Linked DNA regions of Mus musculus: region 1 is linked to region 2. Evidence: chromatin loops called from intact Hi-C (ENCODE). Cell type or tissue: heart. All regions are shown on one strand.

Evidence for each region. Hi-C counts contacts between places; a loop is a spot of excess contacts. Peaks named below come from ENCODE experiments on the same cell type or tissue, not always from the same donor. Only the 100,000 strongest peaks of a DNase experiment are listed, where the experiment ranks them.
Region 1: it touches region 2 in a loop (2.7-fold over the local background); 1 of 42 quality-filtered maps calls a loop at or near these places.

What each region holds. Positions count from the first base shown.
Region 1 is chr17:70,705,475-70,709,474 of GRCm38, forward strand. The region is part of intron 5 of Dlgap1 (DLG associated protein 1); the gene reads left to right. The region is part of intron 1 of Gm36746 (a long non-coding RNA gene); the gene reads right to left. Among named protein-coding and RNA genes, the nearest start is that of Gm36746, 10 kb to the right of the region's middle. In heart, a CTCF peak has its summit at 1,695 (motif pointing right); a DNase peak (open chromatin) is centred at 1,707; H3K4me3 peaks cover 1,183 bases; H3K27me3 peaks cover 713 bases.
Region 2 is chr17:70,851,114-70,855,113 of GRCm38, forward strand. Tgif1 (TGFB-induced factor homeobox 1) reads right to left here and starts at 97. Exons shown (of 3, transcript NM_009372.3): 1 at 1-97. Gm36856 (a long non-coding RNA gene) reads left to right here and starts at 2,427. Exons shown (of 2, transcript XR_876932.3): 1 at 2,427-2,692; 2 at 3,112-3,585. In heart, CTCF peaks have their summits at 499 and 2,125; DNase peaks (open chromatin) are centred at 68, 668, 1,968, 2,568 and 1 weaker place; H3K4me3 peaks cover 3,431 bases; H3K27ac peaks cover 3,502 bases.

The DNA of each region.
Region 1 (4,000 bases), 150 kb before region 2:
GTGTGCGTGCGTGTGTGTGTGTGTGTGTATGTGTGTGTGTGTGGTGTGTGTGTGCATGCACATGCGTGTGTGTGTGTGGTGTGTGTGTGTGGTGTGTGTGTGCATGCACATGTGTGTGTGTGTGTGTGAATGTGTGTGTGCACTCAAGCACTTATACCACAGCACGCATGTGGAGGTCAAAGGACAACAGTTCTCTCCACTGTTGATCCTGGGACTCAAAACCCTCAGGTTCGGCAGCACACGCCTTTGCCTGTCGGGTCATCTGCATCCGAGGATTTAACAATACCTTATAGAATGGATTGAGCCTTGACCTTCAACAATTCGGGTTTGTTTTGTTTTTCCACGCTGAGGATGGGACCCAGGGCTTTGCACATAGCAGGGAAGAACTCTAGCACTCACCTACAACCCCAACCCAATTCTGAATATCTTTAACCTCTGCTGGTAGAAAATCCATATGGTTCTCTTCACTAGTCAATGCCTGTGGAGTATGAAGCCTTTACGAGGCCCCGGGATGCATCTACCCCTAGCATCCACCTCATTTTGACAGCTGAGGAAAAAGACACAAAAAGATCAAGTGATTTTTTTTTTCCCAAAGTCACAAGGATAGCAGACAATATTGGTACCTGTTGGCTCAGTATGACTCTAAAATGTAAACCCTTGACAGTCAGGAGTCGTGCCTTCTGCCATGATGCTGTTTAATAAATCAATGTGTAATATGAGCAGGGAGGGCACAGTGACCAGATGTCTGTGATCCCGGGACATGAACAGCAGATGCAGAGGATCAGGAGTTCAGGGTCAGCCTTGGTTAGACCTGGAGGCCAGGCTAGGCTACCTGAGAGCCTGTTGTTGTTAAAAAAGAAAAAAATCTAAAAGCAAGCATAGCTGTGTTCAGAACAAAATACTGACTGGGAGAAGGTTCTGTCAGTAAGATGCTGACCTCAAATTCAATTCCCAGAACCCATGTAAATATCAGGCTACAAGGGAAGGTGCCAGGAGACACCCCACACACACAAACGTGCATTCACACACCTGTGTGTACACACACATACACACACACACACACACACACACACACACACACACACACACACATGAACACACTTCTCTTTCCCACCCAGAAGTTGACTTCTTGCCTTGGGTAGGGTTGCTGTATTGATCAAGCCCTGATGCTTTCGCCCCGTGTGGACGGTACGCAACTGTTTATTACTGGACACGTTTTTACTGAACAGAAGCCTCATCCCAGCGGCTGCAGATGCAGTTCAGGAATATTCCATGCCCTTGCCTTCCCATACAGTCGGAGAAGCTTGACAGCAGAGAGGCATCCAACACCTATCACGAAGCAATCGCTGAAGAGAAGTCAGGAAAGGTTTTCTAGCCCGGGCCACTTTTGAGTTGACTGAAAAGAAGCAGGGTGCAGTAACCACACGACCACCAATATTAAAAACCAGCAGATTCAAATCTGACTTATTTCTTTTCGAAGCTTCTGGAACATTCAGAAGGCCAGGCACAGAGTGGGGAAGGAGGAACTTTAATTCCGAAGTTCCCTCCCAGGTCTGGCTTAGGGTTTAAAACTGCCTTTCAATCCTGTACTGCCAAACTTCTCCATGTGCGGAAAACTGGAAGCTCCGCCTTTCATGGATGTGATTGACGGCTCTGGCTTCCTGGGCAAAGACGTAGTAACAGCACATGGACGCCAGGGGGCAATACGGTCCCGCCGAGGACTTGGGAACCTGAAGCATTTGTGACATCTCTGTACCTAAAAGGAATCCTTTAGAGTACCACGAAGGAACAAGAGCACTCTAAATGCACTTTCACCGGAATAGCCCGTCGGCACCGGTGCTGAGCTGCCATCTCTGCATAGTTTGTTGACTTTGCTTAATGCAGCTGCCGGATCTTTTCTGCCCTCTTGCCTAGTAAGTCCTTGAGCCCCAGCCAGCCCCAGCCAGGTCGTTCAAGGTGCTACCCGAGATCAGGTCCTCTGCCTGCATACAGAGTCAGCTTCCATGCCCCTGCGGCCCAGCCACTGCAGCGTTTCAGGTCATTCCAGTCCCAGGCATCATTTTGTTTCCAGTTCGCAGCTGCCAGGTGTCTGCCCTCACTTAACCCGCAAGGATGAAAGATCAAAGGTGTGCCTGCATCTGCCTTCTGTCCCTGCGCTTTCAAATGGTACACATTCAAAAGATATAAATGCGGTATTGTGCACCCTGGAGGGAGTGGTGGGGCAAGGATCAGAGGTGGCACCGGGCACCGGTTCAGAACACGTGGCTATTAGAAAATGAGGAGAGCAATCTCTGCAGCTCCGAAGCTCTGACCTGGTGAAGCGTGTTCAACTTAAAAGACAAAGACTTTTTTTTGCGAGTGGATGGACTCCCCCTATCTCCAACTACAGACATCGGGTCCACAGAACCAGGTGGCGAGTGTGACTCAGTGGTAGACCGCCTGCCTATGGGAACTGAGCAAGCAGGAAAAATAAATGAATCTCACGGTGTTAAAGCATCCACAAGGCTAGCCCAGTGTGCTCGTGCCTGTTGGAGACAGACACTAGCAGATCTGAGTTCCTGGCCAGTCAGGACTACTTAGTGAAACCTTGCCTTTGAAAAAGAAAGAAAGGGGGAGAGGAAAGAAACAGAAGGAGGGAGGGAAGGAGGGAGGGAGGGAGGGAGGGAGGGAGGGAGGGAGGGAGGGAGGGAGGACCCACAAAGCTTGGTTAACGCTTGGAATATTGGAAAGCGGGATGCTATGAATCTGGACCCCAAGTCCCTTGGGCAATCTTTAGCCCCTTAACAGTCATTCATTGCCCACCCATGTTTGACCTTGTAACACCCTTGTGACTATTCAGGTAAATCCTTCTGGAATGTTCTAACAGGCTACACGCTTCCTCCAACCCAGAGGCTAAGAATGCCATCAGATTGCACCTAAGATCGGAGTTATCCCCCTCAGCAGTCATACCTAATAGTCTCACCAATATATTTTTTAAATGTCTTGATTTATGACTTTGTTCTGTAACTATAAAAACTTCATCAAGCTGGGCAGTGGTAGCACATGCCTTTAACCCCAGCACTTGGGAGGCAGAGGCAGGTGGATTTCTGAGTTTGAGGCCAGCCTGGTCTACAGAGTGAGTTCCAGGACAGCCAGGGCTACACAGAGAAACCCTATCTCGAAAAATAAGAAAAAAAACAAAAACAACTTCATCAAACTGTTAGCACATTGGAGAGAGGCATCTACCATGGCCATTCATAGCTGGCTCCAGAATAAACTCTCATTCCCTTTGAGGTGAGAGCTGTGTTTTTGTGTCAAGGCTCTGGATTCCACGCCCTACACAGTTGTGTGTGTGTGTGTGTGTGTGTGTGTGTGTGTGTACAGATGTATTTGTACAAGTGTGTCTGTGTGTATGCACATGTGTTTGTGTATGTGTACTGATGTGTGTGTGTGCCTGTGTGTATATATGCATGTGTGTGTTTGTGTGTGTGGATGGATATGTATATTTGTATGTGTGGATGGATGTATATGTACATGTGTGTATGAATGTTGTGTACGTGTGTGCGTATATGTGTATGGATGTGTGTATACGTGTGTGTACAAATGTGTATATGTGTGTATGGATGCATCTGTGTGTATGTGTGTGTGTACAGGTGTGGGTGTGTGTACAGGTTCTGTGTGTGTGTGTATGTGTGTGGTATAGAGGAGTGAGAGGTATAAAGGAAGACACTTTGAAATTATAGAATGGAAGTTATAAAGACATCGATGAAGACATTTGCTTATGTAACTAATAGAAACAGTGACAAGAGATGCAGGAAAACTGTAGAGAGCCACTTTCCAAGGGAGCCACATTTCCCGTACCTATGGGAACAATAAGTCGAGGTGCATCCCCAAGAGGAAGTGAACAAAACTCTGAGCACAGTTACTGTGGGAAGTGGCAGCTTTGCCCGGCCCTGAGATTGCAGCTTCCTTCTGCTGTAGATGTGGGGTGAAAAATAGCTCCTGACCCAGCAAAAAACAG
Region 2 (4,000 bases):
CAGCCAGCCGGGGGTTCTCCCTGGCCCAATTCCCTCCCTCCCTACTCAGCTCCTTTGTTTCCCGCTCCACTCGGCGCACCTCGGCGCTGTCAGAGTGAGAGAGCAGAGGGAAGGTACAGGAGGTCCTGCCTCCGCCCCCAACCGCCCGCCCCGTCCCCCGCCCGCCCCGCCGCGCTCCTCTGCCCCTCCCCCGCACCTTCCAGCTCCACAACCCTGGGCCTGGGGGCCGAGATCACCCGTCCCTCTACGCGCTGGCGGAACCCAGAAGCAGGGTCATGCCTGCCTGCCCGTGGCGAGAGCACCATCTCCATCCCTCAGCTCTCAGCGGCCACACTGGTTTCTCTTTTGGGGCCTTTCCTCCCCGGGCTAGCGAAGAGTGCATTTAGTTTGTAAAGGATGGAGAGAGGTTTAAGGACATCTCCTCTGTCCACCCCAGAGAAGAAAAGACACCCCCATCCTTGTTTTTGACAGCTGCCCCAAACTTCACTGTCTCTGCTCCAGCCGCCGGAGGCAGCAGCTTCTGATTCAAGGGGTGGGGCACCGAAGGAAAAGTATTCCAGACAAGAATCAACTTCTTCCAGAAGGCGCAGCTGCCATTGACACGCGGGCGCGGCACAGCGCACCCTCCTCCTCGTGGACTCTTCTGCCAACAGCGACAGTGGGGGTGGGGGGAGGCAGACATAGTCACCGTGGGCAAATGTCTATTCCCCCGGGCTAAAGCTCTGAGTTCCGGATTGGATTGCAAGGCAGTTTCGAAATCTAACACGTTGCGAATAGACACTTGTCATGCTCACATGCTCTTTAAACGTCTGGGCTAGGGGGACGGCCAGAGCGCGCGTGTGCCCCACTGCGACTCCCCCACCCCCACGCGCCTTTTTAAAAAGATGGGGGACTACGCCGGGACTGCTCATCTGTTTCAGTAAACAGTGTCTACTTTGTGTGCTAATATCCCACCAGAGGACACCCTTCAGTATTTCAAACAGAAACTAGCCATTAAATAAACACTCATTCCTATTGGTTTATTTTGCTTGAGAGGGGAGCTCCAAAGAGTTGAACGAAGAATCGAGAATCGTCCCCTCCCCAAATACAAGCCAGATGCTGTTATGGCTGACTTCGAGACGCGCACGCCCGCACTTCTGGGTCTAGTTTTCACCTATGCCCGGTTGTTTAAAAAAAAAAAAAAAAAAAAAAAAAAAAAAAGCAAAGAAAAGCAACTGTCACATGTCACAGAAGACTTTCCCCATAGAGGGGGGGAAAAACCCCAAACGTAAATAAGCTGAGCAGCGACGTCACCGCCGGTGTCTGTCTCCAGTTTCGGCTTTGTGGCTGTTCTGGTTTTGTGACCTCGGTGGAGATCCGGCAGGAGGAGACAGACCCGTAAAAACAAGGTTAAAGCCGAGCCACAGTAAGGCGGCCACAGGATGACCCGCTAGACTTTGGAACCTGTTTATGATTATGTTGGAAATTAAAGCAAGCCTCCGCCGCGCCCCCTCCGAGGAGCGCGTTAAAACCCCGAGTCAAAAAAGAAGCTTGGGTGGTTTTTCCAAAATGAACCAACTGGAGGAAGAGTCACAGTAAGCAGGCAGGAACCTTAAAATGACCCTCCCCCTTCCCTAAATCCTGTGGTTTGCAGAGTGCTCCCTAAGTGAGCACACGCGGGCATCAGCGCAGGAGGCGGTTGCACGACAGTGTCCAGGGAGAACCCAACGGCTGGCAAGCCCCCTCTGCAAACCGCCCTGGCGCAGCGCTTTCCGGGACCCGGCAGGGGATGACTCAGCTGCTGCGCCCCGGTGCGGGACTCATGTGGTGCGGGAGGGGGCCACGGAGGGCCCAGCCGCCGGTTGAGGGCCGCCTCGCTCTGGGTTTTTGGTGTTTGTGGCTGGGATTGGTGGCTCACATCCGCCGGGGACTCGGGAGAGGAGGGAGAACAGACTCGGGGAGGAGGAGCTGGACCGAGTGAGTGGCAGGAGCCGGGTCCGGACCCGGCGGTGACTGCCTTGTCATTTTGTTTGCTAACTTGGACAGCGGCTTCAGGGTCCACCCCACGGAACCCGCCTCGGGTCCGCTAAGCCCAACCCACGGCGGCTCGAGGCCAGAGCGTTCTTTCCCGGCGGTTACCCGCGGCCACGCGGTGGCTCTCATTATGTACACAAAGGTAGCTTTTCTTTTCTCCCAAGTCAGCCTGGCTAATGAATGCGATTCTCCGGCCGCACTGATGGAAACCGGGTTTACAAGGTTTGAAAACAAACTTTACGGGGCGAGCGGGAGCAGAGAGAGAGAGTAGAAGCCTCTTTCAAACTAGGACGGGAGGAAAACGCAGAATTAAAAACTCACCGTGACGCGAAGGCCAGCTGAACTCCGCCAGTGCACACCTTCTGCTCGCATAAATCTTTTCGAGGCAGTTAAGAAGTCGGAGCGCGCTGGCGGAATTCTGAGATCAGCTGAAGCCCTACGGTGCCCCTCCCCCACCCCCTCCCCCACCCTTAAGGCTGGAGCCAAGCTCGGTAGCAGCCTTGCGTTCCTGCAGGACTGGTGCACCCGGGCTTTACAACTCCAGAAAAGGGAAACGGCCCCCCAGCGCGAGTTCATAACATCCGCAATATTTTCTATCCGCTGTCTGCGCGGCGGAAAAACAAGGTTCAGTTCTGGCTGTGTCAGGGCGTCTCCGTGTAACTGATTCAAGCGACTTCGGGTTAGTTGTCGTTGCCACGTGTTACTTTACTGAACTCTTATGCCTCATAATCAAATTATCTAAGTTGTCCTGTTTTCGTGTGTGTGTGTGTGTGTGTGTGTGTGTGTGTGGTGTTTTGTTTTGTTGGTTTTCTTTGCGATGTCTTAAGGTAAGCAGAGCTGTTTAAAAGGTAAACTTACTTTGTGGTCTCGAATGGCACAAACTTGGGAAGGCTGAGAGAAGAGCCCGGTGGCAATAAGTGTAGTTAGTTATTATTATTGGCTCCAGGTCTGTCAAAGGCCTGAGGGGAGGTGTTTGTTTCATCTGGACAATCGATTAGGTATGATTCCTGTCAGGTGCCGGGCCTGGTGGGCCTCACCCAGTCATTGGATCTCTTTCCCTGGAAGGCCAGCTAGTGCAGATATTTATAAAATATGCAGGCTGCTGGGCTTCCAACACTGCACGAGGGACCTGTAATCAGCTTGTCATCTCAGCTCTGAGGAGCTCTGGCTGCTCAAGGTGAGAGCTAACCATTGTCTTCACAAGGGCTGGTCCCGGCCATCTTGTGGTGAGTTTATCAACATTCCCTTGTTCAGTTTTAAGTAGCTGGCACTACTGATCACTTTCTCCACGTCAACACAGCCCCCTACCCTTTGTTTTGTTTTGAAGTGGAAGTCACTTTTCTTTCCCTAGGTGATGTGGGCTGAAGTTCCCTGGAAAAGACACACTGAGGCTGATCTACCCGGTGATTGCCTGATTAGGGCCTCCTGGTTGGGGTGAGTTGGAATGATACAGATCCAGAGGCAGATCATCCTGATCTATCGATCTATCGAAAGTCTCCCTCCTAGCCATTTATTACCTGTCTATCTGGCCTACCCTTTTTTTGACTCTCAATTAAAAATCTTGAGACCTCATCCATGTATTATTTGGTAAATGCGTTCATTTTTAGCTTAGTTTATGATTAACAGTTCATATGCTAACTTCCATGGTGTGGGACATAGACATAACAGTTCATATGATAACTTCCATGGTGGGACATGTCTGGAGTCTACCCAAATCTGGGTTCCCTGGGCCACAATCACTTTCATATTTGGCTCAGGATAAATGATCTCTTACTGTCTTTGGGATGAGAGCTGTGGTTTTTGTTTGACAATGGCCTTATTGAACTCAGTCTTTATCCCCTTTATTTTTTTCTTTCTTTCTTTCTTTCTTTCTTCCTTTCTTTTTTTTTTTTTTTGATTTTTCGAGACAGGGTTTCTCGGTGTAGCCCTGGCTAACCTGGAACTCACTCTGTAGACCAGGCTGGCCTCGAATTCAGAAATCCACCTG